Linked DNA regions of Homo sapiens: regions 1, 2, 3, 4 and 6 are each linked to region 5. Evidence: chromatin loops called from intact Hi-C (ENCODE). Cell type or tissue: PC-3. All regions are shown on one strand. Region 1 overlaps GMDS (GDP-mannose 4,6-dehydratase). Region 2 overlaps GMDS (GDP-mannose 4,6-dehydratase). Region 3 overlaps GMDS (GDP-mannose 4,6-dehydratase). Region 4 overlaps GMDS (GDP-mannose 4,6-dehydratase). Region 5 overlaps GMDS (GDP-mannose 4,6-dehydratase). Region 6 overlaps GMDS (GDP-mannose 4,6-dehydratase).

What was found. Peaks named below come from ENCODE experiments on the same cell type or tissue, not always from the same donor. Only the 100,000 strongest peaks of a DNase experiment are listed, where the experiment ranks them.
Region 1: it touches region 5 in a loop (5-fold over the local background); 34 of 110 quality-filtered maps call a loop at or near these places.
Region 2: a loop joins it to region 5, with 3 times the contacts of the local background. A loop is called at or near these places in 6 of 110 quality-filtered maps.
Region 3: a loop joins it to region 5, with 2.4 times the contacts of the local background. A loop is called at or near these places in 6 of 110 quality-filtered maps.
Region 4: it touches region 5 in a loop (4-fold over the local background); 8 of 110 quality-filtered maps call a loop at or near these places.
Region 6: a loop joins it to region 5, with 4 times the contacts of the local background. A loop is called at or near these places in 3 of 110 quality-filtered maps.

What each region holds. Positions count from the first base shown.
Region 1 is chr6:2,194,017-2,199,016 of GRCh38, forward strand. All of the region lies in intron 1 of GMDS (GDP-mannose 4,6-dehydratase), which reads right to left. Among named protein-coding and RNA genes, the nearest start is that of GMDS, 49 kb to the right of the region's middle. In PC-3, CTCF peaks have their summits at 2,266 (motif pointing left) and 2,466; a DNase peak (open chromatin) is centred at 3,245; H3K27ac peaks cover 1,362 bases.
Region 2 is chr6:1,838,094-1,843,093 of GRCh38, forward strand. All of the region lies in intron 7 of GMDS (GDP-mannose 4,6-dehydratase), which reads right to left. Among named protein-coding and RNA genes, the nearest start is that of FOXC1, 230 kb to the left of the region's middle. In PC-3, no CTCF peak of the experiment used is centred here; a DNase peak (open chromatin) is centred at 2,888; H3K4me3 peaks cover 906 bases; H3K27ac peaks cover 1,339 bases.
Region 3 is chr6:1,914,969-1,919,968 of GRCh38, forward strand. The region is part of intron 7 of GMDS (GDP-mannose 4,6-dehydratase); the gene reads right to left. Among named protein-coding and RNA genes, the nearest start is that of FOXC1, 310 kb to the left of the region's middle. RefSeq lists an enhancer at 4,657-5,000. In PC-3, no CTCF peak of the experiment used is centred here; DNase peaks (open chromatin) are centred at 1,883 and 2,863; H3K27ac peaks cover 2,400 bases.
Region 4 is chr6:1,684,274-1,689,273 of GRCh38, forward strand. All of the region lies in intron 9 of GMDS (GDP-mannose 4,6-dehydratase), which reads right to left. Among named protein-coding and RNA genes, the nearest start is that of FOXC1, 77 kb to the left of the region's middle. In PC-3, CTCF peaks have their summits at 2,671 and 2,879; DNase peaks (open chromatin) are centred at 2,198 and 2,338; H3K4me3 peaks cover 1,781 bases; H3K27ac peaks cover 3,648 bases.
Region 5 is chr6:2,101,964-2,106,963 of GRCh38, forward strand. The region is part of intron 4 of GMDS (GDP-mannose 4,6-dehydratase); the gene reads right to left. Among named protein-coding and RNA genes, the nearest start is that of GMDS, 140 kb to the right of the region's middle. In PC-3, a CTCF peak has its summit at 2,514; a DNase peak (open chromatin) is centred at 2,498.
Region 6 is chr6:1,951,252-1,956,251 of GRCh38, forward strand. All of the region lies in intron 6 of GMDS (GDP-mannose 4,6-dehydratase), which reads right to left. Among named protein-coding and RNA genes, the nearest start is that of GMDS, 290 kb to the right of the region's middle. RefSeq lists an enhancer at 1,164-2,363. In PC-3, a CTCF peak has its summit at 1,897; a DNase peak (open chromatin) is centred at 1,700; H3K4me3 peaks cover 999 bases; H3K27ac peaks cover 1,696 bases.

The DNA of each region.
Region 1 (5,000 bases), 92 kb after region 5:
AGCCAAAAATGCTATTTTTTTTTAAAAAAAAAGAAGCATTATAAATATGATGTGTCTTTCTCAATTCAGCATGATGTAAGTCAAGTTAGGTAGTTCCCATGCCTCAGGAAATCCTGGCTTAATCTCAGCTCTGTCAGCAGTTTGGACTGTGTGTGTGTGTGAGGGGAGGAAAAGGCATCTATTGATTAAGGTGCTTCTGTATTCTCCATTGAGTTCTTCTTGAGTTCAAGGTTAATTTTTTAAATCACTGTAATCTTTGAATGTTCTTTAAAAGAACATTAAAGCAGAGAGAAATGGCATTATAATATTCACAATACAAAAAATTAAGACTTGTAAAGAAGAGTGAAGAAAGTTGGGGAAAATATGCTTCATGATTCTTAAAGGTCGATTCCTCATGGAATATATTTTAAACATACACACATACATATATAGTTGTTTAAACCCAATAAATAAACATTTCAGCTAAAAGTATTATAACACTAAATTATATCTTTAAGCATTTTTACCAATTTTACTTCCTTACTTTATCAATCATGTTTCACATCTCTAATTTCTTTATCATTATAACAAATTTCAATTTTTATATCAAGATACCAATATAAATAAAAGACAATTAAGGTTAAAAAGTGCTACACGCACACACTTTTTGGTTATTTTATTTCCTAAACATGGAAGAGGGGAAAACACAAACAATTTCTTCCACACGTGTCACACACAGTAAACATTCTTTCAAATCACGTCAGTTTCCTTGACAAAAATTAATACCTTAATAAAGATCCATTGTTTAAAACTCTTGGTTACCACTTGGCTAGCCATGCATAAAACAGGACAATTAGTACAGTCAACTGAACATTATCAAGACTTTCAGACACAGTGACACTGTTCCAGCCAAGCACAGTAGTGATGTTCCGTGAATGCTGCTCTGTCAGCCACAATTACCCCTTAAACAGCCTTTGGAATTATCAGCCTGTACTTTGCTAAAAAGAAAAAGAAAACATTATTTTAAATAATATCAATAAAAATCTTTGTTTCCTTTCTGAGGTAATTATACACACATGAAGTTAGCAAGGGTAAAATCATAGTAATTTTAAAACACATGCTTAAAAGCTTGCATCTTTTCTCCAGTAAAAGCTTTAACCAGACTTAGTATAAAGAAAAAACGGATTTGAATTTCACTGTCTTTTCCTTTTTCTTCTTCTGTAGAAGCGATAGTACTTAATGATTCTGTTCAAAAATTCTGAAGCAAAAAGACCTAGACAAATAGGAAATTAGACGTTACATTTTTGAAGAAGTGTTTTATTTTCCATTATTCCTTAAGGCTATCAGGCCAAAAAAAAAAAAATCTATTCCAAGAACTCTGTGATTCAAATATAAAAAGTATGAGAACCAAAACTGAGATGCTATGCCTTGGTCTGCTGAGAACTGTGATAATTTTCTTGAACTTTGCTGCATATATATTCTAAAGTAAAGCAAATACTTTGACATTTTATTCTTTTTATCCTAATGTAAGTGGAAAGCTACAAAGCAACTTCCTTTTCAGGGGATAAAGTAAGTTTTTAAAAGCCTTCTTTGGAAATAATTAAGTCCATAAAAATTACATGTTGATTTCTTAGGTATTATGTGTCCTTCTTTTTTTCTAAAGAATGAAGGTATAAAATAAGACAATGTAAACCATGGCAACAAGGTTGGGTATGGCAGCTCATGCCTATAACCCCAGCTCTTTGGGAGGCCAAACCAGAAGGCTGGCTTGATACCAGGAGTTTGAAACCACCCTGGGCAACATAAGAAAGACCTTGTCTCTACCAAAAAAAAAAAAAAAGTTAATAAAAATAAATATATAAATAATAAATCATGCTGACAGTTTAAATTTCAACAGTGAAGTTAAACATCTATCTATTAATTTCATTTGCAACTGTGGAGAGTATATGCCAAAATAAATATATACATATATAAGTAAATAATCATAACATCCCAAGATGACAATTGGGGACTGATTTCAGCCAAAACACAAATAATGTCTAAGTTTTTATTTTATTAAGCAAAACATAAGTTTGTGCCCAAAAACTTACAAACATTAGTAACAGTTCAAAACAGTCAATCTTCTACTTTAGCATTCTAAGATTGTGTAAAAAACTAGATAAATTATTACAATGGTTTATATTAAATGGTCTCCCTGAAGTACAAAGCAACTGCAAAACTATAATTATCAAGGACTAAAACACGCAGATGCTATATACTTGAGCCACCTGGTGGTTTATTTCCCTCACTGCACTGATAAACACCTAGTGCTATGCACACAACCTTAATTAGACTCTACAAGTTTTACTTTTGGTGCCAAGACCAGAAAGAGTTTACTTTTACCAAAATGTAGTAATAGTGTGGGTCACAAGGCACAAGTCTACTTGGAAGCACTTAAAAAGTTCACTGTTGCTAAGTACAGAAGGCACTCCTGAAATCTACCATAGCAGGTCTCTAGAACTGTTTTCTTATGTTTTTTTCTACAGTGTTTGATGCCTACAGTAAACATAGAATCCAAAACAAATTCAAATAAACTGCAGATCATGCCTCAGGTTTGCTTGTGGTTTCTTTACCTCTTGCCTAGTTCTGGACAGTTCAGGACAGACCACATTAACTTTTAAAGGTTGCTGTCTTAACTGTCAAGCAAGGTAGTAATAGGTGCTCAGAGATGTTGGTTAAAAAACACAGGAAAAAAAGTTAAACAAAAGTACACTCTGTTACCAAGAGGAAAGCTGCAGAACACCAATCTTTGTGACTCTGACTTCAAATTAGGGACTCTTGGGGTGATCAAGATTTTTATCAAAGCAGAATGTGTCCAAAGCATACCTTTATCTTCAAGCTTACTAGCCTAACAGCTGGAGTGCATTAGACAGGAGCCATGACAATTCTAATGATAATGGTGGTGATGACTTGATTCTAAACGGATACTTGTCAAAAAGCCAGTGAAAATTTAAGCCTTTTAACTAGTAAAAGGGTTGCAAGTTAAACCTCTGTGTCCAGCAGCAGTCCCACACCCTTCCTAGGAGAAGCAACTTCCTCAATTTAAGTTTCAATAATGTCTTATGTGAAGAACGAATAAAGTCAGTATTAAATAATGTCATTAGCAAACTGACACATCCATTATGATAACTGTTCCCATTACTGGCTTTAGTAGGAGGTGATGCCAGAGGCTCTCCCGCACCATAAGGCAAAGCGCTTCATGTCCCTGACTCATCCAAGCGACTCAAGGCCGCCCAGCTCTCCAAGTGGAAACACTGAGTGGGAAGGAGGCTCTCAAAGGATGCCTCTATTCCTCCTCCCGCCCAGGTTCTTGGTGGAGGGTAGATGCTATTAAAAGACTAGTTTCCTGAGGAAGGTAGATAGTTTCAGGGAAAGACCATTTGGCTGGAAGGAGGAGGCTTTGTTGCCAGCTGTTTCTCCAGCTCCACTGCCTGTGTGGTCCCAAGTAAGTTGCTAAACCTGACCACGTCAAGGGCCAGGTCTATAAAAATGATGACATTTCCCGTAAAAGGGCCTGCCTGGCCCTGCACCATTTGCCTTCACAAGGGAGCACTGCACTAGAGAAGCTCTGGCTTTGCTGTGAACAAATCAAAAAGTGACACATGGGCTTGGCATTTTCCTCCATGCAAATCAAAGTATCCCATTTCCCTGAAACACTTTAACAGGATAATATGGCTTTAATTTTCCACACTTCCTAATTCTGGGTGCTAACAGGACACAGCCGCCTTGTGAGAGAAACAATGGCACAAGTAGGGATGGCAAAGGAAGACACCCCTCTCATGGAAGCCACGTTCTCACAGAGGAGCCCATTCTGCAGGGCTAAAAGGCAGATTTTACTTTCTGTCATTCATTTCCTCAAGCTGTTATTGAGAAACAACACAGGTACCAGTGGAGGATGCGTGCATTAGAGTCAGAAAGCCAGGTCTCCCCAAATCCCATCTCTATCATTTACCATCGGGGAGACACTGTACAAAGTAACTTCTCTGATCATTCCTATCCCCATCTATAAAATGGAAATGATGCACATCGTGCCACAGGCTTACTGTGAACGAATGATGGGAAAGTGTGTGAAATTTACTAAAATAAGCAGCCACTGGAAGGGAGCCTGAGACCAGGACCAGCCAATGAGAAAAGTAACGAAGAATGCAGAACTTGCAGCAGGAGCTAAAGGGTAATTTCCTGGCCATGATGACAAATCTGGCTATGTATACACAGATGCATATGCCTGTACACATTATACAGATACATGTAATTCCTGAAGAAGGGGCTGCCTGTCAACAGGCATATCCTCACTTCCTGCCTCAAAATAGGAAAAAAATATTTGTTAGGAAATGAAATACATCCAAAATATTTGAGAAAGGGTTTGAGGAACATCCCATAAACCAATGTACCTTGTGTCCCCTTCAATTCTGTTTTTCTTTTCTAAAATGTCAAAGTATGCTAAGACTCTTCAATGACCAAAAGGTCCAAGTTTATATGAGTTTTTAATCATGTTCCAGAGATCACTGGATAAGAAACAAATAAACAAAAAAAAAAAAACAAGAGAATTAAGCAATAAAGAAAAGTAATGCTGCAGAGAAGAAATGAATAAGAAAAATTTCATTTTACTGCTACGAGGTATTTTACAAAATCAGAAAATTATGTTTGCCTGTGCGAAACTGGAAAATATTAGAACTGCTGAAACTTCTATACCACATCAGACTTCTCAACAAGTTCAAGAAAAACTAAGCATTTTGAAATGCATGGTGTCTGGAATAGAAAGGGTAGCAATTGTGGATCCTAAACCAGAAGAATTATACTAGTCTATCTACAGAGGTGTCTCTAGCCTAGCTCTAAGACCACAATTGGTTAGAATGAGAACAGGTAGAAAACAGACCATTCATAAAGTCAATAATTCAGGCTTGGTAATGGCTTACAGCTTTGCTTATGATGTCCTTATATCAAGTGTTTGCCATTGCTAACCTAAAGAGAACATACAACTA
Region 2 (5,000 bases), 260 kb before region 5:
CTTGCAGGAAGTCTCCAGATACAGGAAATGCTAATAAAAGAAAAAGGGAGGAGGCTTTGCTCTCCTTTCCCAACTCAGCTCCTACAACATCTCACATTACAAATTTGCAAACTAATTACTTAGAGCCAGACATATTAAAAAATTTCCCTTTACAACTAAGTGAATACAGAAGAGAATCAAAATAGAGCTCTTGGCTCCAGACTTAGATAGGGCTCTGAATTTAAAAGTCTAATTAAGGCAAATCATGTTTGCTATGTAGTTCTCTCAAACACTAGCATTATTGAAATTACTCCTAACAACTTAATTGATATAACCAATACCTCAAGTAAAGATCATGCAGTAATTAGTTCAGCCTGCAGAAGTTGGAGTATCAGGGATGATGAGGTTTTCTATAAAGGCTTTGGCTGTTTTTTTCCACATAAATTTACCTCTGTGAAATTTTGAGTTAGACAATTTTATTTTACACTGACTTGGCAATGCAAATAAAATATCGAAAATAGCTGAACTGTTATTAAATGGGATGATTTCTTGGTTAGTACTGTGATTGGTATGAAGAGCGGAGGAATTCCTCTTTTGTCTCTTTCCCTTGGAGCTCTCTATTGAAAGGAGAAAGGGGAGATGGCAGTATTTTATGAGTCATTCTTTGGAACAGCATTCCAAGTGTGATTTACTTAATATAGCCCTATAAATCACCTAATGCAGAAACAATCTCAAGATCTGCATGTAAACATACCTATTAAAATATTACAATTACTCTGTTTGCTTAGTGCTCATAAGGTATATCTCATCTGAAGGTAAACAGCTTTTTCCCTGAGGTGGGACATCCAAAGGAGCGTCCAAATTACATGCCCATGTAAGGATGCTGAACTTGAGAAAAATATCACATTACCTAAGTACAACGACAAGTGTTTGACTAGGAGAGGGACTATTATACCTTTAGCCGACATTTTTCTGCCTTCAATTTGCTGCTCTGGTTTGAAAATCCAATTCATCTAATTTCATAGTTGGCTACAGCACTGGTTGGTAATTATTAATCACAGAGAAAATTTTCAGCTCAGAAAAAAAAAAAGTGAGCATGTCTACATTTGTTTTAGTGATTTGCTCCGCAACAGCCAGAGGGCATTTATTTTTAAACAAGAAGTGAGCCAGGGGACCCAGATCTATATGCTTGTGGTACTGCTTATTTTTGGCTCATAAGACTTAACTTTCTTTAGTATGGTAATCTGTAACTGTAAGCAATCATCCTCCCGATTAGTACTGGGTTAAAAACTGTAAACCACCTACAATTACTAGCATGATCCCTAACCTCTGTAAGGTGGTAATCCAGTATTGGTTGTTAGCTGTCAAATTTATTTCCCTTTGGTGAAATATACCCTGGATTTAATTAGCAGTCATTCTAGATACTTTATGGAGCTGAGCCCAAGCACTGTGGCTTTGACATTTAACCCCTGACCCTTAAATATTTACCAGCTTTTAAACTGGTTGTGTACAATTATCCCTTCAAGTATATATCAGATCCATCATTCTGACCACTCTAGTCTATTCCAAGTCAGATGTACTATTCCAACTGATGTTGTAATTTTCACCCTGGAAGTGGAAATAAAATCATGGGCTTCACAATGAGCTCTGTCAGGCAAAGCTGAAAGCACTTGTTACTAGATGCTACCCATGGAAGGGGCAGGGTGTGCTGCCAGTCAGGAGTCCCAGTGATGAGTGTGAGGAGCAGGCTGCAGCCGAGGGGACGTGGGTTGCTCTTTGGCTCTGGCCAGCCCTCTGCGCCTTTGTGGGATGCTTTAGAACCAGTTTCGTCTTCGGCTCGCAATCGTGAAAGGAATATTTTGGAAACTGTTTTCATTTGTTTGAAATCAACTTTATTGAGGTATGATTTGGGAAGTGTATTATTTAAATTTCCTTGAGGTTTCCTAGGCAGAAAATGCCTAGATAGAAGCAATGAGAGGCGAGGACTGCATTTTTTCTGCTATGGTGTAAAACTCTCACAGAATGTTACGCACAAAACCAGTGCACTTCAAATGTCACAGTTCTTGAAATGTATTTTAATCCAAAAGATGGGCTAGAAAGGGCCCTCATTAGGCAATACCCACTTTAAAAAGATAAGTGAATGCTATTCTGTTGAGACTTTGCAAGACCTCCCACCTGGAAGGGGCACCCAGGTCTCTAGTTCAGGAGTGGTACCACCCCTCTCACGCTCTGCCTCTCCTCACCCCTTCCAGAACATACATCACGTGCCTGGCACATAGTAGGTTCTCCAAAACTTTTTGAATGAGTGTTAAATAAACCCAGCAGTCATGAAAATGGCTTACAGAGGCAAACATGCCAACCAGAAATGTCAACTAGGCTTGTGCAAGTAAAAAGAAGAATGTTACTGGAAGTGAGAGAGTCCAAGCCAGGAAAACAGGAGCATGTATTGCTGATATCCAGCCCCCACACTATACCCCAGCAGAGAGGAAAGAGGGCAAGAGACGTATTTGCTGCTAGTGGGGAGCCCCTACGCTCAGTCTAAATTAGGGCCAGATGCTCGTTTTTGGCTACTCTAAGAAACCAAAGTGTGGGTCAGCCGCACTTCCAAGTGGAGCACTGAGTGGAGACCGGGCTCTGGTGGCCAGCTAATCCAGAAGCCTGCTTTCTCAAAGGAGCCAAAACTGGCATGTGACTCTGCTAGACTTAAAAAAAGGAAAAATTTGTAGAATAGCCGTAATGTGTGGTCTTGAGGGTAATCTCAACAAACAGCGTTCGGGTTGGTTAAAATGCCTCAGTGGCAGTTTGGAGCTCACCGGATCTGGCAGCCACTAATGACATTGTGAGGGCGACTGTTGCACCATCCAGCTACACTGTACACGTAATGCAAGTTACAAACAAACAGGACAGACGGAAACTTATGAGTCAAATTTTTTTCATGTTTCTGCCAGGTGGACACACTGCATAAACAGAATGTAGGTATCAGAGACTGAACTAGCTAGACATTTTTAATTCTCGGGATTTTTTTAAGCTTTGTTGACTAATGTTTTATAGTGATATAAAAAGATCCTATGTAGTAAAAGAATAAGGGTGGTAAGTCATGGGCATTTACCTTTAAGGAGTGCTAAAGTGCTGGAAGTGCTAAAAATCAAATGAACTCTCTCTCCTAGAATCCCTTGCTCTCAGAACATCCCAAAATATTTCAAGGCGTTCCTTGTTTTCAGTTTGGTCTTAGTTCAGAGGTGAACTTTATGCAGGGAGGAGGTTGGCTTAAGCATATTTTAGTCCTTTGTAAGAAACATGATCCTGGAAAATAGTGTTTCCTCCCAAACTCTCACTGCAAAGTGAAACTTCTATCGAACCTAACAAACTCACAAGCTGATAACCAAATGCTAACGTTTTTGAAATGATTGCTTCCTACTAAAGATCCATGTCACTGCTAATTAGAAATTACCAACTCATTTTTTTCCTCAAATAAGCATAATTGTTTATTTAAAAGATTTCCAAAGATTAGGAAAGGGGACGCTATTAATATCAGAATGGGTAACACAACAAATTAACAATATTTTGCACATATATCCCTATTTTTGCTGTAGTGTCACTGCTATAGAAATTGTCTCTCTGTACAGGTACAGGTAGGTGGTGTTCATGTGTATGTTTGTGATGTAGAGACACAGATAGGAAGGGAGGAAGAACCATGAGGAAGGACGCTGACACAGGTGGTTCCAGTGGCTGGAGGACACGTGACTTGTTCATATCCACCACTTGACTGCTTTCTTCTCACTCACTTCTATCCCACTGGCCAGAACGTCCTGCAATGCCTATTTCCCTAAATGCCACTTCCTCTCCGTTTTTCCCACCATTGTCTTAACCAGGACCTTCCTCATATCTTCTCTGGATGCTCTCACAATTCGGAATGGCATTCAGACTTCTACGTGACACACATGGACTCTTCCCCAGGCTCATCCCCTGTGACTCTAACCATTCTCCATATTCACATACTCACAGTTCCCTCTCAAAGGCTGTGTTCTCTCCCACTTCTGAACTTTCTGTATATGATGTTCCATCAACTTAAAATCTCCACCTCACCTCTTCCTAACTCTATTTATTCTTCAAAACCCAGCACAAAAATCCCCTCCTCCAAAAAGTCTTCTGTAGTGGCTTTGCTGTAGTGGTCGTTACAGTCCCACCTTCTCCTTTCTGAAGGGAACCCCACTGTAGTTTGGGTGTTTGTTCTTGCCCTTATGCATCAGGGAGGCTGCCCACAGCAGTAGCCTAAGGAAAGGCAATCCCAACTCCTCTGACTGGCAAATAGCCTGGGTCTGGATATATGACCCAACTCTAGCTAGGGAGATGGGAGAGGAGGCCTGCTGAGGACTTCAGGAAAGGCCAGGGAAGTCACTCTGTTTCTCCAAATGGAGAAGAATGTGACTCCAACTGCTGCTGGCAGCCGACTTACAGCCACAGCAGGGACCAGTCTGGGGATGATGTCAATACTGTGGACAGCAAAGAGAAGCCTGGGTCCTAGATGACTCTGTATTAGCCAACTGCAAATCCCAGCCTACCTCCAAATGTCGGATTACAGGAGACAATACATTTTTTAAGGTTAAAGCCAATTTGATTCAAATTTTCTGTTACTTGAAGCTAAAAATATCCTATTTTGAGGGGTGGGGATAGGGGATAAACTGCCTAGTATTTCTTGCTTTCAAAGGTTGCAATGAGGTACAGAGGCTCACATTGTATATTTTAAATAAGAAAATTTCAGCCAGGAGCCGTGGCTCACACCTGTAATCCCAGCACTTTGGGATGCCAAGGCAGGTGGATTGCTTGAGCTCAGGCATTCGAGACCAGCCTGGGCAACATGGTGAAACCACATTGCTACCAAAAATTAGCTGGACATGGTGGTGCACACCTGTAGTCCCGGCTACTTAGGAGGCTGAGGTGGGAGGGTCAGTGAGCCCAGGAGGCGGAGGTTGCAGTGAGTGAGCTGAAATCGTGTCACTGCTCTCCAGCCTGAGCAACAG
Region 3 (5,000 bases), 190 kb before region 5:
GGTCTGCAAGTCAGGCAGTGGCCAGCCATTGCCCACCCTGGGCTCCAGCTACAGCAGGTGGCTGGCATCCACTAAAGGGAGAGCAGCACGGAGGCCTCGCATGCCCTTAGACCTCGAACCATCCACTGTATCTGCAGAGAATATGTGTCCCCACAGAACCAGTGGTTTTGCTTTTCCCATAAAGAAGCTGGACACTTGGATTTGAGGCTGAGTTGGTTTGACTGAGTTCAATCTCAGGCAGTTGAGCACCGGGGTTCAAGACGCTGTGAGAGATGCTAGGGGCCAGATGCAAGCATTGTCAGCCAGGCCCTGGCAGAGGCTCACAGGGCTGAGAATAAAGCATTGCAGACAAGGCGGGAAATGGCCAATTCTTCAGTGAAGTGGCCAGGAGAGTAGGGCCCCTGAGGAGGGCATCTGCAGAGGCAGCTGAGTGCTGAGCCTGAGCAGGGCAGGACTCCAAGGGCAAGCAGCAGGGGCAGCCCAGGGCCGGCACGGTGCAGGGCCAGCAGCTCCCAGCTCCGGAGGAGGACGCTGGGGCCCTGCCCAAGGCCGAGAATGCATGCTCCAGACAGCGGCCTTTATTCCATGGTGGAGACAGTGATGGTTTTAAGTTGAAATATGACAGTATCTGTATCTCAGAAAGGCGACTCTGGCAGCCATGTGGGAGGCAGAGAGAGCATCACAGTGCAGGGTACAGCCAGCACAAGGGTCGGCCGAATGAACGCGCCTGATCTGGGCCAGACTCAGCAAGCCTCTCTCTCTATGCCTTATGTTTTCCCTCTAGTGAGAAAAATATGAGAATAGCACGTATCTTACCAGACTCCTGTGAAAGTAAGCTTGTAAAAGTGTCCAGTAGTTCATGCATTTTCAGTACGCAATAAGGTTTTGAACTTGAAAATAAAGACTAACTGGATATTTTAATTCATGGTTTCAGGCTCAAGGAAGGCTTTGACTTTAAAATAACAACTGACCATTAGAGCTGTTCATAAAGAAAGGGCCATATTGGGAGGTGGCAACACCTTCACCATTCAGACATGTCCCGCCCAGCCACTGCTCACGCAGGCTTCGCAGGTGGAAGCTAAGCTGTACCTGAAGATCTTGGCATTCTTACTGGTGTAAAAACTGTCATTAAGCATTTTTCAATATACAATCATGGTTTTTACGTAGTTTAGCCCTTTATTCCTATGATGTTTTTGCTACCCCATTCTAGACTGACAACATGGCTGTAGGGAAAGGAAGACCAGCAGCCACCTAGTTACAAGGTAGCACGCCCACAGTGACCAGCGCTGATGAAACGTGAGGGTGCAGCTGAAGGAAAATGGGGCGTCTGCCAGCTGCTCACCAGGCTCTATCAACCCTTCACGTGCGGGGGTGGGGGGCTGTTCATACTCAAGATGCCATTAGCGCAGATTCTCCAAAGTAAGAGTTTTCATATTGTATTCCTACCCCACAATCTGTGAAAGAAAGGGAGAGAGAGAGGAGATGAGCTGAAGGGAGGGGAAGGGAAAGGAGGGAAAGGGAAGAGGGAAAAAGAGAGGTAGGGATGAACAGAGGGAAAGGAGAGTGAAAGAAAGAGAGAGAGACGAAAAAGGGAGGGAGAGAAAGAGAGAGAGCCAATCGTGGCACAGTGACTTAGGAAGAATCCTACTGAAATGCTCAATAAAGCCAGTGTAATTTCTTTGAGCCCCACTGGACTGCTAACATTTGAGAGCACAATACCACGCGCAATTAAACAAGCAAACCCACAATTCATTAGGGATAATTTTAATAGATGACTCATTAGCCAGCCAGTTAATGATGCTTTGTTTTCCCAGAGGCCCAGGCAGATGCTTAACTACAATGAGGCTTCTACTGCCACTGACAAAAGGCAATGGAATCTAAACCACCCATGCCACGTCTTCAAGCTTCTTCAGGTTTTTTTTTTTTTGAAGATAAGGATCAAATGAAACGACTTCTGTTAAACTTGTATTTCCTGTACAGAATGGATATCTTCTTCAAATTATATGATTGTACAACTATTAAAGGACTGCTTAATGTAGAGGAAGTCTGTTTAGGACACAGGGACTGGCCTTTTCACATGTGGCTCCTCAGATGTTCTACAGTTTCCTTCACACTCAGTTCCTCACACTGGAGTGGTTTCACAGGATGATTAGAGGTATTAGGCCAGCAGTAGAGATGCTAGTTTATATGTAATACCTAGCGAGAGGAATACGTTTGCTACACAATCAACACTTGAAGTCACTAAAAAAAAATGACTTTAAAAATCTCACAAGAATGACTAAATATACCAAAAATCAGCCCAGAAACATGGCACAGTATCATGGTAAGTCACTGCACTGAGGAGTTGGCAGAGCAGGGCTGGAACCCACTGCCTGATACCAAGAGAAGACATCAAACAAGGGTTTCTCCTTTCAATGTCAGCCTTTTCCTATGAAAATGACAAAAAACAATCCGTGCTCTCCTAACCATGGTCAAATATGTGTTGGGAGAATCAAATACAAAGATGTAAATGACAAAGCACTACAGGAATAGAATAGGACAATCTTCCAGGGTTTAAAATAAGTTCTAGTGATAGATCTTTATATTTTATTTTCAAACTTGAAATTTGAGACCCAGGCAAAACCAGCAAGTAATTCTTGACTAAAGGACACACTGTAAGAAAAAGCACATGAAACTATGCAGCCCTTGAAATCCTCATCTCTGCCTTTTTCTGTTGAGACAAAGTAGGCGCAGCTCTGCTACCTTGAATGGGGTATCTGTATCCTGTGGACTTGGTGACAGAATGCCCCGAGAGGCAGGATGCCAGCCGAGTCACCTTCCTGGAATGCAACCTGTACCCTCCAACACAGGCACCCACAGACTATCGCTCTGCTCTGTGAGTCAGAAGCTGGAGGACGGACCCAAGAACAGGGATATGTCGTCTGAGCATGTGGGTGATGTGCGACCAGGGAGGAAATGAAATCACACTCACGAGGGACAGAAAATGGTACTGCAGAAGGCTTTTCTTTTCTTCTTACTGCACTGTTTCCACAGATATTCCCAGAGCCACTGTCAAATAAATACATAAGAATCTTTAAATTCTATATGTATTTAAAAATAAAGTCCTATTATTACAACATGACCTGCTTCTAATTTGCATGTGTTGGTGATGGGTACAGACTGAGAGAGAGGATAGAGAGGGGAGAAGAGAAGGGATGGGAGAGTGTGACGGTTTTCCATAATAATAGAGCCCTCCTTGGAACTCTGGCTCTCTAGAAGAATCCTCTAACAAATGAGATCCTTGAAAACTGAGAGGAAATAGAGTGATGATCACACAAAAAGGTTTCTGAATGAGCTGATGTCAATATCATCAAGTACTCCCATGGGTACTTGGTCTTATAAGCTAATGGTATATTAGTGATTTTTAAATATTATTTTGTAAAACAGGGCCAGTTTATCCTTCTGCCTTTCCATTTTTCTATCTGCTCAGATATTCTTCCTTTAAAAATAAGAATAAGGCCGGGCATGGTGGCTCATACCTATAATCCAGTCCTTTGGGGGGCCGAGGTGGACAGATCATTTGAGCTCTGGAGTTCAAGACCAGCCTGGGCAACATAGGGAGGCCTCATCTCTACTAAAAAGAAAAAAAAATTCAGCCGGGCATGGTGGTACATGCCTGTAGTCCCAGCTACTCAGGAGGCTGAGGTGGGAGGATCACTTGAGCCTGGGAGATCAAGGCTGCAGTGAGCCAAAATCATGCCACTGCACTCCAGTATGGGTGACAGAGTGAGACCTACCTCAAAATAAATAAGTAAATCAAAAGTAAAAATAAAGCTAGGAATAAAGTCTAATAATAGTAGAATCTAGAGATAATCAGGAAACTGGCCACTGTGTGAGAACATATAGACGTTACTTCCTTTCATTTATGATCTGCACTCAACCAGAAAGAAAGGTGCTTGCAAACATTTTGCTGATATCAAGTAAATCTAGCACAACTCAACCTAAGTGTGGTAAGATCATATTCTGGGGGCAATGTCTTGTGCTAGCTAAAGAAAGCATCTTTTAATAGTAAGAGAAATGGAACACATTTCATATATACAGATTTCATTTTTATAATTTTATAAAGAAATGATGGGCAGGGAGATCCAATTCAGGTATTTACTGGGCATCTGTTATGTGCCAGGCATGTTGGGAGGGATGATTAAAGATAAAGAGGGATAGGATCCAGGTCCTGCCTTCAAGGAGCTTCCCCAAGAGAGACCGACATGAGATAGCTAACAAAGTCCTGACTGCTCCTCAGAGGTCTCCCTCACTTTTCTCTCTATAGTGAGAGCCCAACCATTCTCTCTATGAGAAAAAATGGTAAAAGTGATCTCAAATATTTTACATAACTCTGAGAGGTACTTAGGGAAGCTATCCTATGGAGTAATTTCATCCCTTTCTTTGAGAACTCTACTAATAATTTCCATATGAGGCTTAGGCCAACAATGTAAAGACAATTTCTCAAAGGATTTCTCAATTTTGCCTTTACATAATTCGGCTTCTGTAAACTGTACCTGTAACTAACTGGCCCTAGTAGAAGTCCAATTGTTTTTCTCTTCTAAAAGGAAAAGGAGACTTTCACTTAACTATACCTCAAATTTATCTGTTTGGGGCATATGCAGCATAGTTTCTGAAGCAACTCTAACAAGTCAAAAATCCTCTGGAAATTTGATCCCAAGAGTACAATGGCTTTTGAATATTCTTCACCTTCAATAAGGCATAGAGTAGAAGCACATGGAACCAAGTCCCCAGCCTATATTAAACTTATTTCTCCAGCAAGTCAGTGTTAAACATCTTATTCTTACACGAGATCTGGCCCATTTCCTACAGTATCCATTCCGTGTTGCCAGGTCTTACCGTTGATGCCCTGGGCCATCAATCAGAGTCACAGGGATTTCAGGATCAAATCAGCACTACAAAGCCATCAATTATCCCAGCTGTATTGAAGTCAACAGGTAGAAAACTGAAATAACAGATAC
Region 4 (5,000 bases), 420 kb before region 5:
GGCAGAGCGGTTGTGGAAAACAGCCTGAGCCTGGCCACAGACATACTTCCCAGATGAACCGTGGGCTCACTCAAACGTATGTAACCAGAGCAATAAAAACACATGTCCACACAAACCAGGAATGCAAATGTTCACAGCAGCAACATTCGTATCATCCCCAAAGGAAACAACCCAAATGAGCTTCAGGTGAACGGCTGTGCGGCAATGCATCCACACGAACGAAGACTATGAAATGAATGAAAAGGAACGAACAGACACACCGGGGAACATGGTAAATCTCAATGACATTGTGCCAGGTAAAGGAAGGCCAGCACAAAAGACACATACTGAAGGATTCCATTTACACAACATTCTAAACTTACAGTGACCAGAAAAGGGGCGGTGTTGGGGGCAGGACTGACTACAAAGCAGGAGGAGCGAGCTTTTTGCTGGGGCTGGAGATGGTCCTGTCTTGGCTGTGGTGATGGTTACACAACTGTATATGGCCAAAACTCATCAAATGTACACCCTTAGTGGGTGATTTTTATTTTAAATAAATTATACCTCATTAAAGCTGGGGGTTAAACCGAGTCCAGCACCTGGCACCAAGTAAATATACACAGTAAATTATTCATCCTCTTCCTGTTAGTTGCCATTTAGAATTATCAACCTGTGCCTGCCACTGAAGCCACAATGATGTCAGGCTTAAGTGTTGCTTTTCTCCTTCAAATACTATGACACAAAACTGCTCCCTCTCTCCCCCCCCTTTTTTTTTAACTACTTACCCACCTTAAAAAAAAGGTAGACTTAATTAACACTTGTAAAGCACCTTGAGACACTTGAATTAAAAAGTAATAGAGGAGGCTGAGTGCGGTGGCTCATGCCTGTAATCCTAGCACTTTGGGAGGCCGAGGTGGGCAGATCACTTGAGGTCAAGAGTTCGAGATCAGCCTGGTCAACATGGTGAGACCCCCGTCTCTACTATAAACAGCAAAAAAATTAGCCCAGTGTGGTGGTACATGCCTGTAATCCAAGCTACTTGGGAGGCTGAGGCCGGAGCCGAGATCACGCCACTGCACTCCAGCCTGGGTGACAGAGCGAGACTCCATCTCAAAAACAAAAAACAACAAACAAACAAAGTAATAGAGGAGTATCTGGCACTGCTATTGCTCTTCTGTTTTCAATGATGCAAACAGTATAGCTCTTTGTTTGCTAAGCGACTTTAGTAAGGGTTTTTTTTTAATTAAAAAAAACTGTTTAATCTGAAAATGAAATTCAAAGGCCTGCTGACAATATATTCCTCGTCTCCATTCATGCCAACAATGACTATGCCAGCGTTTGCAGATTTATGCCCATGGATTCCCAGATTGGGAGACAGGAAATGGGTGTCCATCCTCCCCCACCTGCAGTTCCAAGCTGGCCGCACAGAGCACAGGGAGGTTGGTTGCTCAGAACGTGGCCATAACATTTACCAGGAAAAACGGAGTGAAGAGGAAGGATGGGAAGGAATGGAGGGGCACAGGATGGAGATTTTCCCAATCAAGTTGGGGAAAAGTATGGCTGTTTCACTCAGCATTTCTCTGCTTCACTAATTAAAAATGATTTTAAGAGCTAACAATTGCAAAAATCTTCTTAAGCTTATCAGTGAATTCCTGAATATCCCCTGGTGAAGTCTTCCTTTGGCATAGACGTGCATGCCCGAATCTTAATTTCTCTCTAGCATTCTGGGTGATCATGCCATAAAGCACAGGCCGTGGAGTCATTTTCTGAGACAAGAAGTCGCTCCACATTGGGCTTTCTGGCTGGTTCTTTTTGGCCGTGGGTCTGGTTACAGTGGTGGCAGAAGAAGCGAAGTCTGTAGCCCTCATTACAGACCCTTTGCTGGCTGGGGGCATGTGGCTGTGAGAGAGGAGCAGAACTGAAGCCAGTTTCTCCTGCTCTGCACTCTGAAACCCGAGATGACGCGGCCTCTTTCCCGCACAACAGTGTAGAGCGTTCAGTTGGTGTTATGACTTGTCTGGTTCCCACAGAGGAAGGAATCCTGCCAAATATTTGTAATCTGCACTTAAGTATGCAATCAGGGAAACCACACCCAGAAGCAAGTGCATGGCTACATAATTAAAATGGTCTTGCTGGAAGACCAACTGGAAATGGTTGGAGAGGGTGTGGGGGGAAGCTGATGAGTGAGTGTCACTGGGATCTCTGACACTTTGGCCATCATTCTCTGCAAAACATTTTCTCCTTAGACTCTAGCAAGCACGCATCTTTCTCTGTGTCCACTGATTAGTCACAGTATTTGTCTTTGTATAACCATTTAAGAAAATATTTGCATCTATTTAAAGGATCTAAATAGATCCCCCCCGGGTTGGCTTGTATTTATGGCATAAGCCATAATGGAATGTACTTATATGCAAACCATCTTTCCCTCTGAGTAAAGCATTTTGGCACATTTTCTATGACAGCACTGAGTCACAGTGCACAGTACATTAACGCAGCAACTTCTGAAATTGAGCTGCCCAGGTTGCAGGGCTGGCAATGCTTTATAAAAGGGTTAAAACCATTCACTCTGAGGTACTGGTAAGATAAAGGACTAAACAAACTAATGTGTTATCCTTGGAGGCAATACAATTTTTTTAAATGAAATTACTGAAATTAGTAAGGATTAAATTTAATTTTTATAGTCAGATAATAGCTACCAGCAGCGCCATCTGTTGAAATATTCCAAAACTTCATTTCCTGCATCCCAAATAATATTTACTTAAAGGAAGATACAAATGTTTAAAATCACAAGTAGGACTGGAACTCCATCCTCAGTTTTAGGCAAAATCACAACTATAATATTTTCCAGGACAAGAGGCGCCACCCCGTTTGTCAGGCCCCAGAGATGTCCTTACCTACATCAGTAACCCCTTCAAGGTTCACGAACCTTCTCACTGACAAAAAACTCCCATAACAGAAACGAAAGAGCTCCTGTTCAACTACAGCAACACCCCCAAGGCTTGAACATCAGGAAGGACGTGAACAGCACCTGCTACCTAGACTCTCCCGCACTTCACGGGCTGGTTGGGTTTCAGACCTGGAAGTGGCGCAGGCCTCCAACCTCCAGGGGAGGAGGATGAGGCCAATGTTCTAGGTCAAGGTCTTGCCTAAGATCAGACAGGTGGTAGGTATCAAGGTCAGGAGCTGCATTCAGGCCCCAGGTGTTCTGAATTTCAGCCCAGAACGCTTCCCATTGGATTCCAGGGCCAATACTAACTCCTCCACTCAGCAGGCCATCAGCAAGCTCCTGTGTTCCAGGCACCGTCCTTCTCCTGTGTTCCAGGCACCGTCCTTGACACTAGGGAGAGAGTTGCCAGCACAATGGACAGGGCCCTTAGCCATGCAGCTTCCATTCTAGCGGGAGGAGAGACACAAAGAGGCAGGTGAAGAACGTGAGGGGGGTTCAGAGAAGCCACGGAGGCTTCTCTGATGCAGAGACTGAAAGAGTGTGGGGAGCAGTCCTGCCCTCTAACTTTCTGGGGGAGGAGCAGGTGTCAGTGCCCCAAGGTGAAGCTGAAGGGTCAGTGTGGTTGGAGAGAGGGCATGGGGGTAAGAGGGCAGGAGCTAAGCGGGGTGAGGTTGGGGCGGGGCAGGTCATGGAGAACACTGTAAGCTGCGGGAAGGACCTGGAATTCCACTGAGAGAGCTGTAAAGCCACAGGTGGGTTCTGAATGAGAGGTAATGTGGTCTCACTTACGTAAAAAGTGCCACTATCTTCACAATGGGCTGTAGGAGGGCAAGAATGGAGGCCGTGAGGCTCTTAAATCCACAGCAGAGAGGATGGCGGCTTTGTTTAGCGGGGCTTGGGAGGCTGGTGAGACACAGCTGGATTCTGGGTTGATTTCCGAAGGAGAGTGAGTGAACCGTTCGCTGATGGATAAGTTGTGGGGTGTGAGAGAGGGAGGGGAGTCAATGTTGACTCTGATGCTTTGGGGTTTCAGCAAAAAGAATACCAGCATTTGCTGAGCACCTACTAAGTGTCAAGCATATTTTCTCTACCAGTCTCAGAAACTCTCAAGTGTGGGCATTTGCCCCCATTACACAGATGAACGACGGCTCGTGGAAACCCCGCACCTTGCTATGGTCACGCACGTGGAGCGTGCTGTGTGGAATACAAGCTGGTCTACCTCTTTTTCTTCCTCCTACTTGGATCTGCTTCCAGCAATCAAGCAACTCCAGTTCCCTCCACCTTCTAAAGTTTGTGTGTGTTTCTACATTACATCCTCTCCGTGATTCTCCTCTGAAACCTCTCCACGCTCTTCAAAGCATATATTTAGCTATTGAGTCACAAATCCACTGCAGCTCTCATGAGGTCTTTATCTTAAATACCAGCCAAAAAGAAAGAATTTGCCTGGGGACTTAATACTCCCATGTAGAGTTTAATTTATGTTAAACGTATTTCTGTAATGGTCTTCATTAGAGGCACCAAGATGGGATACAGTAGCTATTATATAAAGATAGCCAGCTAACACTTGTGAGGTATATGCAGATTTTGGGGGTACTGCCTTTTCCAATTGACAGCATCTGTTTGAGGAATGTGAGTTTATTTTATTTTTTTAAAGTCAGCTCTCTACATATTCCTGCAAGTTTTGGAAGGGAAATAAATGATAGCACTTCAACATCAGCCATTTTCCCTAAAAATCACTTAAAACTGACATTAGAGAATGCAGATGTGGATGATCATTACTGTAGAGGTTACTTTCTTATAACATGTTCTTGCTATGAGGGTTGCATTGAAAAATGAGGCTCTGAAACGATAACCTTTGGGCCATAATAAGCACCAGTGACCTTTTACATGGACAGACACAAAGTTATTTTTATTAAATCAAGCTGAGGTTGTGGTTGTGTCAGATATATATTTTTAACCATGGTAGAGTTGCAGGAGGAATGGCCTGTGTGGGATTCCATACTTCAAACTTGGTAGAATACAGTTAGGGAAGGATTCTGCAACCACTTCTCTCTTCCTCTTCATCGGACTGCTC
Region 5 (5,000 bases):
TCTAGTTTATTAATCAACAGGAATGCTACTTAATTAACCATGTGAAAGTTAAAGTAAGTAAGAAAGACAAACAAGGCAAGTATTACTTAAGCTATTATTATACTACACTGGAAATTTTTCAAATATCTAAGATTTTGTAAGATGTAGTCACGTAAACAAATGTAAAGCCATCATAAATTAAAATTGGTTATAAAATGCCAATAAAACATTGAAGTCCCCTATAATTCATACAAAATCTGTTTTTAGACTTTAAAAAGGGCATCAAAAACTATAAAGTGTATCATTTTTAAAAGCCCATTTAAAAATTATAAGCAAATTGAAAAAAATGTTATTAATTATCCAACATTTAATTATTCATGCAAAATATTTATAAAATATTGTCAAGGAAAATAAATGTTCTAGTGCTAATATGAAGAAAATTAATATGCTGGTTTTTAAAAAAAGTTTTAAAACAATATTCTTCAGTTAGTAAGCAACACAAATCACTTAGATTTGCCTGCTTGAGACACGATTCTTTTGAAACCAAGCAATTGAAGGAAATGGTGTTGCAATACTGTCCGTTTAATGAAAACCGTGGCAGTGAAAAGGTCACATAAATAATCTGCACGATGTTATTGCATTAAGAAAGTCACAGTCTAAATCTAATGCCTGCCAAAGAGGGGCTAAAAGTGTAAAAGAAAAAGTACGCAGTCACCTGCAAAACATATTATATTCTGATTAAAAGCTGTTTTTAAACAACCTTTTAATCTAAAACCCATTTGCTATCTCAAAAATGACCTATAAAGAAATGTTTATGTAATTGTGACTAATTCAATTATCTTACACCCTGGTTTTAAGAAATATATGATAATGAAAGTTCAACTTATAAAATTCCATTTAATTAAATTAAAAATTCACAAAATTGCAAGATTATGTGTTTAGACATCAGAATTTTCTTTGTCCTTGTTTTCAAACCGCCTACACTACTAAAAATATTAGGGTAACACAGATAATATCTGTGCATACAAACTGAAGTTAACACAGTAGACTGCTTAAAACAGAAAAACTACATACATATCTTCTTTTTCTACTGATATGACAGAGTATAACCAATTAATCATTAATAAGTAACAAGCAACAGCCAGAATATGTTTAATGCTTCATTAAAACAACATTGAGGCCCATTACAGTACACAGCGTACGATGCTGGAAACCACCTTATACCCTCGCAAACCGCATTCCCTTCTAACCTCATTTGGGGGAAGCAGCTAGAGGATGAATGGCAATATGCTCTCAAGTAAGCTTTTATTAAGTATGAGAAATAAATTATATTAAGTGTTATTTTTTGAACTCAGAAATGAGGGAAGGGGTTGTTAAGATATCAAATTTACTAAGAAAATAATTATGTCAGAAATAACGTTGCTGTCACAAGAGAGACTTGCCAGATACTGCTTTTAAGCACGTTGTTATACACACCTTTAGAATAAATTTTGTGACCCAGAGATTAGTCTGTGGTACTAAAATTCCTGAGAGTAGACCAGAAAAAAAATAGAGGGTAGGAGAAATGTTTTCCTAAACAATGTTAGCATTACTCTAGTGGCATTAAGAAGCCCTTATTTCGTTTATAATTAGTAAGATACTGAGGTGATGGGATTGTTAAGGACATGTTACAAATTGCTTTTCTACAACTCACTTCCGAATCTCAGTTTCTACTAAATATGATTCTACTTCATTAGATCCTCATGACTGTGATCTCACCAAATGCAATTCTAAAACTTGAAAATTACCTTGGAAATTTGTGAGAAGCCACAGAAAGGTCCTCGGAAGCACACACATATTAAATATTAATTATAATGATGACTGTCATCTTTTATAGTGATTATGTCATTATTTAGGAATGTTAATTAAGACATAAAATGACTTGTTAATAGCAAATGCATTCTTAAGCAATATATTTGTGCTTGTGCACTTAACAGCAAACCCAGTATGGGGACTGAACCATAATAGACTACAGTTCTATTTTCTAAAATGCTGACATTTGAGCAAACGTTCCCAGGGAATGTTTGCCTGATTCGTGGACTGACATTTCCTCTTTGTAACTTGCTTAACTAAAGAGGAGACATGCAGGCCAAACTCCACAGTGCCCGCAGGCAGCAGGCTATTGCTTGCCGCTGCAACTTGTGCGTGGTTTCTCTTTTACTTCCCTCTGGCCCTACTGCCCCTCAGCCCTTCACTGTCTCTTTATTTTGACATGCATATTATCTTAGCTGATTTCAATCATCTTACAGGAGTGGATGACATACCTTAAAAGATTAAGCTTCCCCACCTGGGATTTGTCCAGAAATTCAGTGTATTACAGCTTCTCAGAGCCTTCTTCGTTCTCCTATATTCTTGTGTTATCAATAGTAGCTTTCTTTCTTATTTTATGTTTAAGTATGAGACACAGGCAGCTATGCTGATGGAGTCAGTTTGTACTGTCACTCATCTTTCACTACAACTGCAAGGTTCACTTCCTTTGTCTAATTCTTTGCTGCCATCTATGTGTATAAAAGAGCACAACATTCTTAAACACACCAGAAACTTCCTCAGTTTCAAAAACAATCATGTCTCTAATCTAGAGGGATGAAGAAGGAAGCTTTAGGGATAATTTGCTTCCCTACACAAACGTAAAGCTTATTGGAAATTTCCATTTCTTTCTCTGTGAAGCAAATTTATAAAACTGAAAAATGACTGAAGTTACATTATTTAACATAATATTATTGAACATAACCAATAGATTTTTTCCATTATTGCTGCTGATAAATTTTAATTTGGCAAATTTGATGAACTTATGCTTGAAAAACAAAAGTTGAAATTTTAAGTCACTTAAGTAAATAATTCCAATAAGATAAATTAATTTTTGCTAAATTGCAATCTAAATATCTTGCCAAATGATAGAGTGAAATGATCACTAAACCTAACCGGGTGCGGTGGCTCACGCCTATAATCCCAGCACTTTGGGAGGCTGAGGCGGGCAGATCACAAAGTCAGGAGATCGAGACCATCCTGGCTAACATGGTGAAACCCCGTCTCTACCAAAAACACAAAAAATTAGCCAGGTGTGGTGGCAGGCACCTGTAGTCCCAGCGACTCGGGAGGCTGAGGCTGGAGAATGGCGTGAACCCGGGAGGCGGAGCTTGCAGTGAGCGGAGATCACGCCACTGCACTCCAGCCTGGGTGACAGAGCGAGACTCCGTCTCAAAAAAAAAAAAAAAAAAAAAAAGAAATGATCACTAAACCAAAACACTTTCCTAATATTTAATATAAAGCAAATGCAAAGCAAACAGATGAAAAAATTATTTACACACATTATGTAAACAACCAATAACTCAAATATTGTGACATAATAATCGACTAACTTCTGTCAAATATTCAAACACTTCTTCTCTAGGGAAGATGGAGAAATGTATCAGACCACACTAAAGAGCCTCTCAGCCTCCCCTTTAGGACTGACCATACTGGCTCTGAATTGTCCTAAGATAAGTTAGTGTCAAACAAACAAATAGAAAGGCACTCTAGTGTGAGCCATATGGGAATGTTACAACAAACAAAAAAACCCTGTCCCCTACACCATGTAACAATTAATCCATGCACTCAGGGTAAAGACTGGTTATTTACCATCAGTACTAATAATGTGGGTTGACAGTCTTGAAGAATGTCCTAAAAGGTTTATTTTGTCAATACCACTAATTTCTAAAAGACTTTACTGTTATATACTAAAAAAATAAAAACCTGGCACCAATGAAATATATGGAATGGGAGTAGAAAAGAAACTCAGGAACAGGTTTTTTTACCCTGATATACCAAACAGCATAAGAAGTGCGAAACTGCTGCCTCTTCTCTATCAGCTCCCATTTAGAATAACTGCATAATTGCTATCAACACAATACTCCTCTTCTCTGGCAAACATTTCACTTTAATTATCAACACTAGAACCGTACACAAGTTGAGCTAACCTTTCAGGGTGCAACATTTTCTAAAGAATCAGTCTCTTAACGATAAACTGTTAACGGAGCTGTAACATGCCAAACCAAGGCTTGATGTGCGGTTTCTTATAAATAAAGCAAATCTAAATTCGCTGTGGATTACACTTTAAATTAACATTTCCAAACTAGGAACATACTCTGCCATTTTTCAAAGAGTAAAAGTGATACCTACTAATCACTCATCTTCGATCTTAGACATTTTTCAAAAAATAGAAATCTGATACATTCAAACCATTTTCATATGATTTATTTCTTGCTGGCACTGGTAAGGTATCCAATTAATGATTTACAGTACAAAGTAGCAGAAAAAATTCTTACGCATTACATTTTTTGAACTAGAAAAGATTTCATTTTATTTTACCGTACTAACTTTAAGGATCCAACTTTAACAAGGCAAATTTTATAAACTCCGCCATATGTAAGGATAAAGTAGAAATCATATTTAATATCAAGCTTTACTATGTATTTTAAAAGAGGTATTAAGTCTAATTTTTTTAAATATACATACAAATTTTGGGGGCGGGGGAGATACATTATGGTATTAAACAAAGTATCATTTATGTCTTCACCTTAATTTATGTAAATTACATACTGTAATCTAATCAAGAATCCTGGCTGGGCAAGGTGGCTCATACCTGTAATCCTAGCACTTTGGGAGGCCAAGGCAGGTGGATCACCTGAGGTCAGGAGATGGAGACCGGCCTGGCCAACATGGTGAAACCCTGTCTCTACTAAAAATACAAAAATTAGCTGAGCGTGGTGGTGGGCACCTGTAATCACAGCTACTCGGGAGGCTGAGGCAGGAGAATTGCTTCAACTCAGGAGACAGAGATTGCAGTGAGCCAATATGGTGCCACTGCACTCCAGCCTGGGCGACAGAGCGAGACTCTGTCTCAAAAAAAGAAAAAAAAAAGGAAAAGTTTTACTCACAGTGTATTTACTAACTTACTCTTTACCCACCATTTTTATAAATAGCATCTAGAAATTAATATTGTG
Region 6 (5,000 bases), 150 kb before region 5:
ATACAGTCAGACATTTTATAAAGCAAAGTACTTGGCAGCTAAAAAAATGCTCAAGACGAAAACTCAAAACCACAAGTTCATGAACCTTAAAAATGCCAGATTCTTTCAGTCAGGTGAATACTGTGTTTAGACTGATGTATATGATTTCTTATGAAGCCCATATTTAAAGGAATGTCCTATCTCATCTAGAAATGGCTCAGTATCTAAACAGTGCTAGTACACCATCCATTTGTGGCAATCTCACACGGTTAATTATGGGTATATTTAAAGTACTTTATAGCTTCCCATTGCCACATGATTTTTAATGTTTTATTTTTTATTTTGTGGTAGGGATGAGGTTTCACTATATTGCTCAGGCTGGTCTACAACTCCTGGCCTCAAGTTATCCTCCTGTCTTAGCCTCCCAAAGTGCTGGAATTACAAGCATGACCACCATGCCCGGCCTGATTTTTAATGTCTTTTATATTAGTTCTTCCTATTACCAACTTCTTGATAACAGGCAAGAGAAGTTATTTATTTCATATCACATTTATATTCTAATATTATAAAACTATGTTTATTGTAATTATTTCTGTCAAACATCTTAAAGGAATATTGCCTTTAAGCAAACTAATGGTCTTTTACAAAGATAAGAGCAGCTGAGACATTCCGTTTCCAACTTGTCCACTTGCTTCACTGCCAAGCTGAGGTGGCCCACTCAGTGTCACAGGGGTTTCTTTGCTCAAGTTCAACTCTAAAATTCGTATATATGTTATTTCCACAAATATGTACAATATTTACATGACTTCTCCTAGGATTATTTCTGGTCTCCGTGTTAGCATTTATTGGCTTCACGACCTTGGACAACTCAATCTCATGCTGCTTCTGTTTCCTCATTGCTGAAAAAAGGGAGATGAAAGAAGCTTTAAATTCCTATTTCACAAATTCTGAGGGTATTTTGGGAGAATACCTACAGGTGGATGTTAACTGGCTGCTCCCTAGAAGCTCTTTCAAGGAAAAAATAGTATCTAATGGCTTAATACACATTTTTAAAATTAAAAAATAGAGAAAAATAGAAGTACACATGAATTTCATTTCCACATACAGATAAAAAATTTGTAAGTTAAACAAGTTAGTCAAAATGTCTCTGAAAGTACCTGTGGAGTATTAAATCACTATGTCAAACGCAACACGAAGAGCTAATGAGCGTGCATTTTTCACAGTAAGGATGATGATGATGATGATAGCCAAACCCCTCTGATTCCTCAGCTGGGAGATGATTAAAAAAAGTTCTTCGTGACTCAGAATGAAATACAAAATAAACCAGCTTTCTGGAAGTATTTACTAGGATCTCATGAAATTCTGAACAGACAGTTTAGCAACGGAAGCGCTCCTGGGGGAAGAAGGTAGTGATGGATCTGTTGCAAGGCCCCATGGTCAGAGACAGAGGAGCAAAGTTACATATGGCAAGTAGAAGAGAGGCTCAGTTAGGCGTTAGGCAAATATGGAAAGGAAGAGAAAAGAAGATCCACAGGGAGAGAGAATGCTTTACCCAGACTGAGTAAATGTCCCATTCTTAAACACTGAGAGAAGAAAGAGTGGGAGGAGAATGGAAGAAATACGCTGTCAACAGGGAACGTGATTTCTTACTCAGGCTAAAGGTATCCAGGGATGAAGCCAATCCCTATGAGTGACTCACGGCTGGTAACCAACGGCCCACGAGGTAGGCTCATGTAACCAAACATCACCTCCTCAGTCAGTCCTGGAAGTAGAGGTTACTACATTGCCCAAACTTTCCTAATGATCGAAAGACTAAAATGAGTCAACATAAGAAAAATATCCTCATCGAAAGACGGAAATCTTCAACTGATCTCCTGCGGAAAGCAAAGGGCTGCTGGGTATGAGAGGCAGGCCTGCCAACAGCCGGCAGCACAGAACAACTTTCTCCGTCACACCCCTGGGTCAGGGCTTTCTCCTCCAGGACGTGGACCCTAGGAAGTCTCACAGAAACCGAGGCTGCTGTTCTTAGTGTAGGAAATCAAAGCGGCTAATTCTACACTCATACTGAAAACTGAAAAATCACATTTAAAAAAAAAGAATGCTGAATATTATGTGTGTTTCACCCTTTATTCACAATAGCTACTGTCATCAAAATTAGGAAATCAGGGATAATCTAATCATTAAATTTTTTAACCTTCCAAAAGTAGAAGGTAGAATGTATTTTTTGTTCCCTCTTAATTATCATGCAAAATGTTTTTTCTTAATTTAGAATACACTCATATTAGTGTTATTTATAGTTTTGTAAAGGTCACCATATTTGTATTTATGGCATGCCAAAGTACTCTGCCAATGTTAAGAATTAAGACATAATTAGCCCCAACTGGTTACATTACATATGTGATGAACAGTAGTTATTCTTCTTATTTACCTCCTAATGTAATAAACAGTCAAAACTAGAAATATTGTTAGCTTTACTAAATAGGCTTGCTTCCCATGTTCCAATTTATAGCATAATCTTTAAGAGTAGATTTTATTACTGGTAAATAACATATTTGAAAAGAAACTAATATACTTATTTATGAACTATTTTTAAATAATTAAAAAAACCTCTCAATATTTTCCCCATAGTTCACAACTTATATAATAATTAATATCTTTATGACAAGTCTGATTGTTTAGTTTTTCAAAGAAATGTAATAAGGCAAGAAAATTTTTGTACATGTCTATTTCCTCATAGATATTAAACAGTTTGAGATAATAAACAAAACCTTTTTCCCTAGAGAGTCTATTCTCTATTACAGATAATGTGAAGCTGTATTTCCAGTAGAAAGCTATCATTATATCCACATTTGTGGCAAAAAGAATACTGTATGTATGTAAATATAAAAATAAAGATATGTAATGGAACAGCCAGGGAGATACACAATTTCAGGTTTGAAGAAACAATACAAAAGGAAAAAGCAGTTTATTAAGTGTGTAATAATAGTATGTTTTTAAAAGCCCTGTACAACCTTAACTAAAAATTACTTTATCACTGAAAACCGTTAATGACCATCTGTGCCTTTTGCTGGTAGAGGGCTTGCCTCAGTGTCGATGGCTGCTAACTGATCAGGATGGTGGTTGCTAAAGGCTGGAGCGGCTGTGGCCATTTCTTACAATAAGACAACAATGAAGTCTGCTGCAATCACTGACTCTTCCTTTCAGGAAAGATTTCTCTGTAGCATCCAGTGCTGTGTAACAGCATTTACCCGCAGTAGAATTTGTTTCAGAATTGGAGTCAATCTCTCAAACCCTGCTGCTGCTTTAACAACTAAACCTATGTAGTATTATAAACCCTTCTTTTGTTATTTTGACAACATTCACAGCATCTTCACCAGGAATAGATTCCATCTTAAGAAAATACATTCTTTGTTGATCCATAAGAAGCAGCTCCTCATCAGTGAAAACTTTATTATGAGATTGCACACGATAAAAGCAGTCACATCTTCAGATTCTACTTTTAATTCTAGCTCTCTTGCTATTTCCCCCACATCTGCAACTACTTCCTCCACTTGGAGGCCAATGGAGGGCTATTAAGTGGCCTAATTTCAATATTGTTGTGTCTCAGGGAACGGGGCGGCGGTGGCAGGGGGTGGTAATGGCCAGTTGGTGGAGCAGCCAGAACACACACAATATTTACGGATTAAATTCACTGTCTTTTATGGGTGCAGTTCATGGTGCCTGAAAACAATCACAACAGCAAAACCAAAGATCACTGATCACAGATCACCGTAACAGATATAATAATAATCAGAAGTTTGAAATATTAGGAGAATTCTCAAAATGCGACACAGAGACAGGAGGTGAACACCTGAAAAAATAGTACCTACAGATTTGCTTAATGCAGGGTTGCCACACACCTTCAGTATGAAAAGAAGAAAAAAGCAATATCTACGAAGCAATAAAATAACATATGCCTAAACTCGTGTATTTAAGTGTACCCAAACAGAAAAAGTACAGTAAAAATGTGACTTTTTAATTATAATACAGTATGATAATCTTATGGGACCACTGCAGTCCATCATTTACCAAAATTTGTTATGCAGGTTATGATTGCCTACTTTTTTATTTTAAAAAACTGAGTACATATGAAAGAAAGCACCTGGTTAATGTCTGTGAATATCAGTATATAATACATAGTAATAGTTATTCATAAAACATATACTACTATATACATTTTCATGACTTATAGACATTTAATTCTAAAATTCTGTTATTCTTATTAATTTGTAGTAAATATTACTAAAGTGCTCCCATTTCATAAGAAGCAAGTCTATAGCACAAGTGCCATCCACCCTCTTGCTTTCACCAACGGAGTGACTGGAAGGCTGACTGAGGGATGCAAAGTCGCAGATTATTGGCTCTATTCCCTAAATCAGTGATTTCCAACTGTTGATCTGATGCTAGCATAGGTGATTCTTACATCTCTAGATGTATTACACGGTTCTCAAAACAAATATATTTAGAAAGAAAACCTAAATAAATAAATGAAGTCTTCAAAAAAAAAAAAGAAAAAGAAAGAAAACCAAAAATGGTTGGGATGGAGAAAAGACACAGAAGGCAGTCAAAACCGTAATGAGCACGTGTCCAAGCTCAGGAGTTGTGGTTGTTGGACAAACTATGCTACATGTATATCATCAGTTACTAGCTTATTTGGTTTCATACATCACTGACAACTAGCTTTCCTTTAGAGCACTTGGTCATAGTGCTTGATCCTTTGGAGCACTTGGTTACCTGCATACAGCAGTGAAGTACAACAGAACCCCAACCTGCCAAAGCACTTCAGAATTCTGCTTAAGGACTGGCTCACTATGCTCTTTAACATTTATAGGAAATCTTTCTAAAAGACTACCTTGCTACCATAGGAGAAACCCACAATCAACCCAAGTGAAAGTTTTCTCGAATGTTGAGGATCTGTCTACAGCTGGGGCCAGCAAATGTTTTCTTAGAGGCCCAGACAACAAATATTTTAGGCTCTGCAC